2 separate regions of the Homo sapiens genome follow, and region 2 is linked to region 1. Evidence: chromatin contacts called from ENCODE Hi-C or POLR2A ChIA-PET data. All regions are on one chromosome and are shown on one strand. Each heading gives the region's core, a stretch centred on a gene start or an enhancer-like site at or near the end of the contact. The rest is flanking DNA. Distances are from core to core; before and after follow the strand shown. Region 1 overlaps HDAC4 (histone deacetylase 4). Region 2 has its middle 120 kb from the start of MIR4786.

Evidence for each region. A loop is a pair of places that touch in the nucleus more often than their neighbours do. ChIA-PET counts read pairs that join two places held with the same protein, here RNA polymerase II (POLR2A). Pooled maps may share reads with other maps.
Region 2: a pooled map shows a loop between it and region 1 (1.9-fold over the local background). The contact joins two enhancer-like sites. A Hi-C loop is called at or near these places in 1 of 168 maps with a recorded cell type or tissue (ascending aorta) and 4 of 50 pooled maps. POLR2A ChIA-PET finds 5 or more read pairs at or near these places in 1 of 52 experiments (activated CD4-positive, alpha-beta T cell).

The regions. Positions count from the first base shown.
Region 1 is chr2:239,262,581-239,268,110 of GRCh38, forward strand. The region is part of intron 2 of HDAC4 (histone deacetylase 4); the gene reads right to left. Among named protein-coding and RNA genes, the nearest start is that of MIR4269, 40 kb to the right of the region's middle. RefSeq lists enhancers at 1,523-2,190, 2,621-2,720, 4,664-4,713. Within about 2 kb of position 2,056, at least 16 of the 41 ENCODE cell types and tissues checked have a DNase peak (open chromatin) inside an H3K27ac peak, as active enhancers do.
Region 2 is chr2:239,817,426-239,822,955 of GRCh38, forward strand. No RefSeq gene overlaps it. Among named protein-coding and RNA genes, the nearest start is that of MIR4786, 120 kb to the right of the region's middle. RefSeq lists enhancers at 580-1,166, 1,884-2,384. Within about 2 kb of position 3,371, at least 2 of the 41 ENCODE cell types and tissues checked have a DNase peak (open chromatin) inside an H3K27ac peak, as active enhancers do.

The DNA.
Region 1 (5,530 bases), core at 806-3,305:
CACTCTTGGCCAAATGTCCCCATCCTCAGCCTGGCTCCATTTTCTGGGCAAGAGTGTGGGACCAACGAGACCTGGGCTAGTGCAGGGGTGGGCAGGCACCACAAGCGGGACACCCCCAAGGGTGCACACGGCTGAAGGCGCAACGGGCACAGGGCATTCTGTGGGCCACGCTCGCAGCCCAAGAACACAGACGAGGAGGCCTGTGCTCAGGCACTAAGGACACGGAGGGACTGTTCTGGGATCCACCCAGCAGCTCTTGGAAAAGCTGGTGCCCTGGTGAGCAGGAGAGCGTGAGGCTCTAAGGAGTGGATCCCTCACTGGAAGGTCACGGCACCACTGAGACAGCCTGGAAGCTTCTGTGCTTCACGAAAGATCTACGCGTGAAGCCCCCGGGAAGCCAAGCCCCAGGAAGGGCCCATTATGCCGATGAAGACACGAGAGAATGAAGGATGTGGACACTGCCCCAAACACTCGGGACCAAGAGAAGATCCCAGAACCTGCTGCGGCGGTGACACAGGCACATACACACCACTGCAATTACTGCTAGAAAATATGAAAAACACTACCCTCCTTCATGTCTGCTGTGTCGGTGCCCTAGCCTCTGCCCCAGAGGTCAGAATGGCTCCAAGGGCACGGGGCCACTGTGCAACTGCACATCAGCCATCCCGAAGCCCGCCCTGAGGACCCCCGCCCAGCCCAGCCCCCTACACATCAGCTGTCTCGAAGCCCACCCTGAGGACCCCCGCCCATCCCAGCCCCTTGCACATCAGCCGCCCCGAAGCCCGCCCAGTCCCCTGCCTGGAGATCACCCCTTCTCTTCACAACAGGCAGCAGGTGAACAGCTTCCCCCTCGGAGCTGCCCCATGGGCCTCACTGCACAGGTGTGGAGGCGTCCACGTCTACACCACCAGGAACCCCCAGGCAGGGCAGCTCTTGGCACTGATGCCCAACGGGTATTGCTAGGCCCGCACGGAGCTGCTGTCAAGGACAGGGGCAAGGGCAGGGAAGTGAGGCTCTACACACAGCAGCATCTTCATGCCTTGCCTGAGAGTATGTTCTAGAAGGACACGGGAGAGAAGAATAAACAGGGTCAGGACAGTCAGGAAAGGCCTCCAAGTTGGAGGTGTTAACCACATCTGAAGGGGTTCCTGAGAGACACGGGGGCACCGACGGGGGGACAGAGCCCAGTGCTGCTGTCCTGGGCATGCAGAGCAAGCCGCCTGCCTGGCCCCAGCTGTCCGACTCGGCTGAGCCTCGCCTCCTGCTGCTCGATCTAAGCTGGCTGCCCAGTGACGCCACTCTGCCCCTTCTCTGCAGAGGGGAAGCTCCGTGAAGGCAGAGCCCTGTCTGGCCACTGCTCCCCTCAGTCTGAAAGGAAGGGTACGTGGGCACCTCTGAGAGCCAGTGGCTTACTCAGGGCACACAGGACCTTTGGGGTGGGGGCCATCCTCGAGCGGGGGCTCAATGACTGAAAACAAAAGGGGGAAGACACAGCCCTGGAAAGGAGGGGGCTGACTTTCCCAGGCCAGGCGGGGAGCTCGTGGGGAGACGGGCTCTGGCCTCAGCCTAAGGTCACACCCCAAAGGCCATCCCAGACACCGGAGTTCCTGCCGCTCGGGGACTCCCAGCAGGCACAGGCTTCACCTCTTTCTGCTCGGGCCGCCCCAGCCTCCACTGCGGAGGAGCAGATGCGCCTGCCAGGTTCCATTCAGCTTCGGTTTGCAAATGGAAGCACAGGCATTTCCAAATGCAGCTCACATTTGTGAGTGTGGCAAAAGAGCGAAAGACCGTGGGGGCAGGAAACTGGATTTTGTTTGGTTGGTTTCTAAATGTCTGTTAAGAATGTGCTAATGTAAGACTACACATGAAGGTCGCTGGGCAGATGCAGCGGTTTATCTTGGAAAAAGAAGTGTGGCTGCCCACGGCTCTGACAGGACAGCCAACCACATGCGACCAGAGGGAGATGGCTTGGGTGAGCCGAGGCCCTCCTGATCCTAAGTGGCCAACAGGGTGCTTTGAGTGATGCTCCCTAGGGCTCGCAGCCTGAACCTGCAGAGGTTGAGGAAGCTGATGCAACAGTCGAAGAATAGATCAGCCTTCCTGGGTAGAAGCCAAGGTCTCTAGAAGCCCCGTCCTGTCTGCAGCATTTCTTGGGGGGAGGCTCTTCTGAAAGCCATGCCTTGCGGCAGGTCCCAGGGTGTAAACACTGTGCAGGGGGGACACCTGGCCCACTGCTGCCCCGTCGGAGGGTCCTGCCCCTTCCTTCCTACTCGGTGTTCCGGGGACCTGAAGGCCCCCATATGCTGCTGGAGGTGTGGCAATGGGCTTTCTTTTTTCCATGAGCTGGAAGCTGCCTCTCAGAACTGTCCAGCTTCAGAGAACCCTGAAGATGGACTCTCCTGCCCCTCCCCCTGCAGAGCAGGGCAGGCCCAATGCGGGCTGAAGTGGACAGGGGTGCAGAGCCTGACAGGGGCTGGAGAGTGGGGGATGGGGGCCAAAGAGCCAGGGGCCAGCCCTGGGGCTCTCCCACCTCCCTTGAACCACTGTGAACCCGCCCCAGGGGAGGACTTGCTGCTCCAGGTCACCCTTAACCCCCAAGTGACAAGCAGGGCTCCCACATGTGTGCCAACCCCAGGATGGGTCCAGCACACTCAGGAAAAATCACAGCCTCTGACAGTACTCCAGAGGCATCACAGATGAAGTCATAAAACCCTCCCCTTCAAACGTGTGACTTCTCAGCAAACACCGCCACAGACTTTCGTATCAGGAAGTCAATCTTAGCCCAGCAATGGGTGTGGTTTCAAAATAAATCACTCCTCCAGAGAAGCCAAGGCCTCCCACTCAGAAACAGCACTTCCAAAATCAAAGAAAAACCCCACTGTTAGTGGCCTCCCAGCACCACCCCTCTGTGCTTTCTGGGCACTGCATGTGGGACAGGTGAAGAGCCCTCCTGGGGGGAGGTGCGGTGGGGCGGGAACCCAGGCCCTCCCTTTGCCCCTGACTCTCCTGCTCCGCAGAGCCTTGAGGCACAAAGGACAGAGCAGGAACACGAGGTGATGCCAATGCTCACCAGGCCACAGCGCCGGCACCAACACAGGCACCCCACAAAGACACAGCCACCAGGCTGGGTGCAGGCTCAAGGTCAGCCAGCTCTGCAGGATCCCAAACAACAGTGTCAGAGACACCAGGCTTCTTGGAACTTCCAAACACCATTTTAAGGTTATGCATGAGCTCAAGCATTCTGCTAGGTCCTGGGGGTGAATGGGAATGCGGGAACCATGCCATGGGCTGGCTGGTGCTGAGTGGGCAGTGCCCCGATCAGGCTGGAGTACTGACCTCCTGGGCCTGGTGGGATGAGGTGAGGCCAAAGCGAGCTGCCTGTCCATCCTCATACACCAACCGTATGGCAGGAGCGTGGCCTGCCTTGCCCAGCTCCCCCTCTAAGGACAGGGAGGGGGACACAGAGCCCCTAAGCCTGCGCAGAGGCTGCTGTGGCATCCAGAGGGGCTGCCAGCCAGTGAAGGCTGCTGAGACCAGAGGTGAACCATAAGGCCAAGGGGCCAGGCCAGCCGGAGCCCACCACACTGCCATAGCCCCTCGCCGGCATCCCAGCACAGTGCCCGAGGCAGGGAGCCCACACTCCAGGCAGGCCTACTTCCTGTAGCAGAGCCGCTAGGTGGGAAACGTGCCCCTGATTCTCCATAGGCCGGGACCCTGGTCCCAGGAGCCCACACTGAGATTCTGACTGTCCTCAATGCCCTGCACTGCAAGCCACTGGCTTGGCCTGCCCAGCCCTCCATGACCTCCGCACAGCCATCCTGCCTGCAGCACAGATTCACAGCCCACCTGCCCAGGGGGGCCTGGCCCTGTGCTGGCCATGCTACCCCCACCTATTCCAGAGGTGCCTCCGGGGCTGCTGAGGACAAATGAGGCTAACAATTACATACCAGCTGTCCCGAGGCAAGAGTCCACGATTTCATGACACACACCTTTGCTCCCTCTGGGAAATTATAAGCCACTGGCCAAGAAATCATCATGGCTTCCACACACCCAAAGGCAAGCGCTGCAGCTCACAGCTCACATCCCACCCTCTCTCCCTCTGTCTCCACATTCTACATCTGCCTCTTGGGACCCTCCCAATGTCACCATTTCCAGGTAGCCCAAAGGGGACTGTGAGCTTGTAAAGTGGAAGAGGCTCTTCCTTCACTTAGCCAGCACTGACGGTGTCTACAAGGCACCCGCTTGGCCTCTATAGCTCCTGGGACTCCTGCTCCACCCCACACCCAGGTGCTGTGGCCTTCCCCAGGGGACACCAGGTCATTAGTTTCGTCTCCCCCAGCCCTAACCACTGGAGGTCCCCTAAGCCACAGGGGACAAGGCAGGGCTACTGGTAATCTCTCAGGACACCACCCTGGGCATCCTGGGCACAGTGGCTGTGCACAGCTGGTGCTCACAGCTGTGCAGAGGGAGAGTAAGTGCCCACATGGTCTCCGCGGCAGCTGTACACTGCATGGGGGGTGCCGCTTGACCACCTAGCACTCCTGTGGCACTGGACACATTACTTGACCTCTGATGTTGCCATCTATGACCTGGGAGATGGTGGGACCTACCACCGTCCAGGATCTAGGGCAGTGCCCGGCCCACAGAAAGTTCCCATCCACTGCACCTATAATTACACTTCGTAAACACTAATCCGTGACCATGGACACGCATACCACACCCGTCCATATCACACCAGACAGACGGCCTCTGATACAGACCCTCCCGAGGAAGCCGATGGAGTCTGAAGAGCACCAGTGGCCAACAGTTCCCAGCGGAGCACCAGGGCCCATGGCACCACTCAGCAGTTGCCCAGGGTCCCCAGATACAACGGTGGACAGCAAGGACTCCCCAAACCCTTGAGGACGTGCTGAAGGCAGCAAAAATCTACAACTGTTCCCGGAAGGGCTTGGCACAGCTATAGAGAGTTGTACACACAAGAAACTAGCCACAAACCGGAAACGTTAAACCACAGCTCCGTGACACTTCCTCACCAGGAGGCGGAGCCCTGAGCCAAGGCAGACCTGGAGGGCTCCACAGAAGAGGCCTGTGCCAGGGGCCCTGCGCCCTTCTACACGGCAATGGGGACTCAAATCACAGGGACGAGGCCCCTCACGAAGAGCTCTGCCCTGGGGCAGGTCCTCTGCATCCCCTCGCAGGCTTCTCCCTCCGTCAAGGACAGAGACTGCTCCAGCCAGCTGGTTAGTTTCCACCCAAAGCCAGCCGCTTGCCATTGTTCCCAGCTTCTGAGTTCTTACATGGTAATTCTGCACATTCCAAACAGTCTTTCAAATACCGTCTCGTCTAAGAATGAGTGCACTTTCCTAAAAAGACAAATATCAAGCACTTAAAACACACACACCAAGCTACAGGCTATACTTGAATTCCAGGCATAAATCTGAATTTCTCTAACTGTTGTCCAAATTAGGTCAAAGAGTTACCAGAATAATCAGAAAATGTTTTGAGAGGGGTTTAAATTCACTTGGTTGTA
Region 2 (5,530 bases), core at 2,121-4,620, 560 kb after region 1:
TCCCAGGGACATCTAAGCCCCCGTGGCTGGTCACCACCAGCTGGTGCCCGAGGTGGCTGAGCTGATGGACTCAGGATCAGAGAGCTTCATAGGCTTGTCCTGGTCTTTTTCTTCCCCTTTGTGGTATTTTTCTCATCACTAGGTAGGTACTATGCTGCATTTCCTGTTCTAAACCCTTGAGTGGGGTGTTTCCTCATCCTGACCACTGTACTAGATGCCAACCAGCCCAGGTCCCTCTTAAGGGAAACTCCAAGCTTCTGCCCACGGTTCTGTCCCTGCCCTCCTGGGATCCCAGCCCTGGCTATTAGCCTGGACCTCATCTGATCATTCACCGGCATGCTGACCTGAGCCCCATCTGATCACTGTCTGGCATGCTGACCTGGGCCCCATCTGATCACTGTCCGGCATGCTGACCTGAGCCCCATCTGATCACTGTCCGGCATGCTGACCTGGGCCCCATCTGATCACTGTCCGGCATGCTGACCTGGGCCCCATCTGATCACTGTCCGGCATGCTGACCTGAGCCCCATCTGATCACTGTCTGGCATGCTGACCTGAGCCCCATCTGATCACTGTCCGGCATGCTGACCTGGGCCCCATCTGATCACTGTCCGGCATGCTGACCTGAGCCCCATCTGATCACTGTCCGGCATGCTGACCTGAGCCCCATCTGATCACTGTCCGGCATGCTGACCTGAGCCCCATCTGATCACTGTCTGGCATGCTGATCTGGGCCCCATCTGATGACTGTCTGGCATGCTGACCTGAGCCCCATCTGATCATTGGCCAGCACGCTAACCTGGGCCCCATCTGATCATTGACTGGCACGCTGACCTGGACCTCATCTATCATTCACCAGCACACTGACCTGAACCCTAAATCCCTCGGGCCCTTGACCTCTCATCACATCCCTCCTGCCAGGACCCAGCCCAGAGAGCATCTGGCCATCTGATTTCTCTTTTACTCCTGGTTGGCTAAATGAAGCTAATGAAAAAGTCACATAAATGGCACCAAAGCAAAAGCATGATGTCCAGCCTTGCTGGCCCCTCCTAGCCCGAGGCCCCAGCCCTGTCCGCTCAGGGGTGCTCTGGCCTGCTGCAGCGAACATGAAAACATGGAACCTGCCTAAGGGGTGAAAGCTCCTTCTCTTCCCTTCCCGTCCTGTCCCGCCTCAGACCAAGCACCGGCCTCTGCCTCCTGTATCCAGGGCCTTTCTCTACCCACCCGGCATCTGCTGCCCACTGTTGGGTCTTGGCCTCCCTCCTACAGCTTCCCCCAGCCCTCAGGCACCTTCACAACCATCCAGGGCAGCTGGGCTCCTCGCAGGATGCCCACACTGCCCATCCAGGGCAGGCAAGCTGGGCCCCCCATGGGAAGAGCAGGGAGCTCCTGGCTTTGCCCTGGATCCTGGGAAGTGTTGCTACGATCATGGCCCACACAAAGCTCCATTGTTCCCCCAAACAGTAGCAATCAGAGTTCAGGCCAAGTTGGACGTGTAACAGAGGGCACCCATGCTGCAGAGATCTCCATAGATCCTTTCTCCGTTCCCCACCAAGCCACACTCTCGCTGTCCCTCCAACCCCACCAGTTCCTCCTCCCCATCCTTGATTCCCTTCAGGACTAACCCTGGGGGTTCTGCCCGGCTGGGCTCCTCCCCTGTGGCAGGAACCCCAGGCTCAGTCTAGGGGAGCTGCCCCTTCTCAGAGGTGGAGGCTTTTCTGGCACGTCACTCAGCGGATGCATCTGTGGGAAGGGCCAGTCCTTTGCCTCCGCCACCTTGAGACGTGGCCCTGGCTCCTCTGGAGATGACGATTCAATCAGAAAAAGTACTTCAGCTCCAGTAAGGTGCTGGGATCGGCTCAGGGGGCCCCATGGGTCCTCAAATCCCAGCGAGGGCATGCTCTGCAAGCTGATGACACACCCTGCACTGACCACAGTATCCGGCACATGGTATAAGTCATGAACCCTGGCCAAGGAGGCATCAAACAGCACAGAACACGGTGAGCAGTCAGTGCTTCCTTCCAGCACCTCCAGGAAGGACAGCCCAGGCCTCCAGAAACGTGTGTGCGGCCTTGAGATGGGAGAGCACTGAGGGGACCTCGGGGGAGGCCCGGCAGAGGACACAGCTGCCTGCAGGAAGGCCTTAAAGCTCAGAAGGTCACCCGAGAGGGGCTGTGACTTTCCCATAAGGGAACAAGTGTCCAGCGGGGTGGGTGATGCTGTCACCTCCCAGTCACAGCTCTCCAGGACATTCCAGAATTGACAACCAGTGCACCCTACAGTCTGTATCCAGCAGACATCAGCCCACCCCTGCCCAGGGCCATCGGCTGCCATAAATGGGGCCTCTGTCTTGAATATGTGGGTTCCTGGGTCACCCAGCATTGTGTAAGGAAGGTGTCTCTCAAGATGAGGAGTGGAGGGGGCACAGCTGCTTCTGTGGCTGGACTCTGGTCTTGCACACCAAGGCTCTGTTTCTTCATCTGCAAACAAGGACAATTTGCCCTGAGCCCCTTCCATGTTGGCTGGTGAAGCCACCGCCCAGGTCTGGTGGGAGTCCCCAGGGAGGGAGTGGTCCTTCAGCAGTGCCAGGCAGGGGTGCCCAGGGTCTGCAGGGGCAAAGGGGTGGAATTCAGAGTCCAAGAGACAGATGTGCTTGGAGGAGAGGGGGCCGTCTTCCAGGAACCTGGAGGGAAAGGAGGAGAGGCTCTGTCTGGGGACAGTGGCCGAGTGTCAGAGCCTCTTTTTGAACCTCAGAAACAGGTTGTTTAAAGAACTTCTCCCTCGAGTTCCACTCCAGAAAGTAGCAGCAGGAACACGATCCAATCAGCAGCAGCATCAAACCGCCTGTGTGAAGTCATCCATGCAGCCGCCCACACACGTCCTCTGCCTTATCTGGTATCTGATGATTTTTCTGGAGAGGAGCCATGTCAAAGCTGGGATGCCTGGCGCTCCTGGCCCAAGGATCGGGACAGTGCCCTCTCCCTTCCTCTCATCCCCACGCAGGTGCCCGTCCAGCTCGCACTGATCTGTGCGTATCCGTGCTGCAAGTGCTTGGGCCTTTGCTGGCACCTCCGTTCCTGTGGCCTCAGCCCCTTCTCCCCGTGCTTCGATTTGGGCACTTTGCCCTTCCTCTCAATTTAGCGGGGGTATCACCTCTCCTGGGAAGCCCCCCATGGCATTTCCAGTCCAGTTTCATGACTGCACCTTTGGAAATCTCTGTCCCCTGTGTTGAAATGACCCACATCCTTGTTTTCTAGATCATTTATGCCTTGAGAGTAGGAACTCAGGGGCTTCAGCTCTCTGCCACCAGCACTGAGCACACAGTGGGCATTTGATCCTGGCCATGACAGAAGAGGGAAAATCAGACCCACCTCCCAGGGAATCAGGAGCAGGTGGCCAAAATCAGAGAGATGGATGCTGGGAGGTCATCCAGACAAACAGCCTCAGTGTCAGGCAGGGCTTCCAAGGACAGATGGGTGGATTCTGCTGTGATCCCAAGAAAGAGGAGAGGGGGAGGAAGCAGAGGTCTGATGGCGTCACCTTAGAAAGGCCACGTGGGGGCAAGGGCGGGGCGGAGAGTTCCCAGGCAGAGATTGGAGGGAAGGCAAGACAGGGGTCATCCCAGCCAAGGCCAGGACACCGCTGGGGCCAGAGCTGCTTCGGATGAGGGCAAGGGAAGCCAAGGACAGTTGTGACACTTTGTGACCACCATCATTAACTTCAGGCGGTGACTCTGACAGCACAGACAGGCACAATAGCATGCTGTGCTCAGGAGGAAGAAAACACGCAGGGACCCAGGAAAAATAAGTGATTCCACTGTAACGCACTGGGAGGGAGCCTGCCAGCTTCTATGTGAAACAGTCCTCAGCACCACATCACCCAGCTGTCACAGGGCCAGGCTGTTATCACCCCGTGCAGAAGGGAAGGACATGGCGCCTGCTCTCAGAGCTGGTGAGCTGCAGGGCTGCTGTGTGGATCTGTGCCTTTGACACTGAAGCCCAAGTGCTTCTCCAGAGGAGTGGACACTGGGCCCAAGGAGGCAGCACGGATCTGCCCAGCCCCGGCTTTCTGCCATCCACCAGCACAGGAGTGTCTGTGGAGTAGTCCTGGAGCTCTGGCCATCTGACGCCTCCACGTCTAGAATATACCAGGTCATATTCAAACAGCAGGCTTCCCAGCCAGCTGGAGCAGATGGACCCACCGCTTTCTGCCTCCCCAACTTTCCCAAGGTCAAGAAACATCCCACACTGCTCCATTTCACCCCTCATGAACCTGCAGCCTAATGGGAGCATCAGCCCCAGGCAGGAGCAGGTAAGACCGAGGCTAAGACCACGGGACTCCAGGACAAAGAGAAGATACTGGAATTGGGCTCCTTCCTGGGCAAGGAAGGGCCCTACCTCAGGAGAACAGCTGGGGTCTAAGCTGGCAATGGGAAAGGGGGGCTCTGGCTGGAAGGCAGAGGGCTGAGAGCAGAGGCAGAAAAGCCACCATGCTGGTAGGGAAGGGGTGGCTCAGGAAGACAAGGATCCCTGCAGGTGGCAGGCCCAGGAGAGTGCAAGAGGACAGCAGTCACACGGCACAGGGAGGAGGCAGGACAACAGATCTCAGGGCTTTGGAGAGAGAGCCTGAGATGTCCCCGGATAACAGGACTCAAGGGTGCCTTAGGGGTGCCGTGCCCCTTGCACAGAGAAGACTGAAGACAACAAAGAGGGAGAGATCATCACTGGGGAACGGTTCTTAATAAACCATACGTAGGGCGTTGGGGCACCAGGGGAGAAGATAAAGCGTGGATGCAAGTTCGGCTGTCGGGGGTTGCAGGAAGGCAAGAAGGGATTTGAGGGACGGTCCCTGTCTGCTCAGAGAAGCAGGGAGCCAGGGCATCAGCTGAGAGTGAGGGGCAGGTGGGGTGCACAGAGAGGGAAACTGAGTCACTGTAGAGCATCCAGAGGCGCAGACAGGGTGTCCTGTGCAGCCAAGGGCTGCAGCCAGGATTGCGTTCCCTGTTCCCTGGGGGCCCAGCCAGTTGCGTTTGCATTTTCTCTGGCAGTGGGCGGCAGTCTGAAGCATGAGTCAAAAAGGGAAGCATGGGGTACTAGCAGAGAAGGAGCGTTGGGTATGGTTGGTGATATGGTTTCGATCTGTGTGTCTGCCCAAACCTCATGTAGAATTGTAATCCCCAGTGTTGGAGGTGGGGCCTGGTGGGAGGTGATTGGATCATGGGGGTGGAGTTCCCCCTGGGTGCTGTTCTCATGACAGTGAGTGAGTCCTCACAAGATCTGGCTGTTTAAAAGTGTGTGGTACCTCCCCGTCTCTCCCTTCCTCCCTCTCCGGCCATGTGAAGTGCAGGCTTCCCCTTCACCTTCCACCATGATTGAAGCTGAGAACATGCCGCCATGCTTCCTGTGCAGCCTGCAGAACCCTGAGCCAATTAAACCTCTTTCCTTATAAATTACCCAGTCTCAAGTATTCCTTAATAGCAGTGGGAGAATGGACTAATACAGGTGAGAGGGAGTGCTAGGTATGGGAGGGA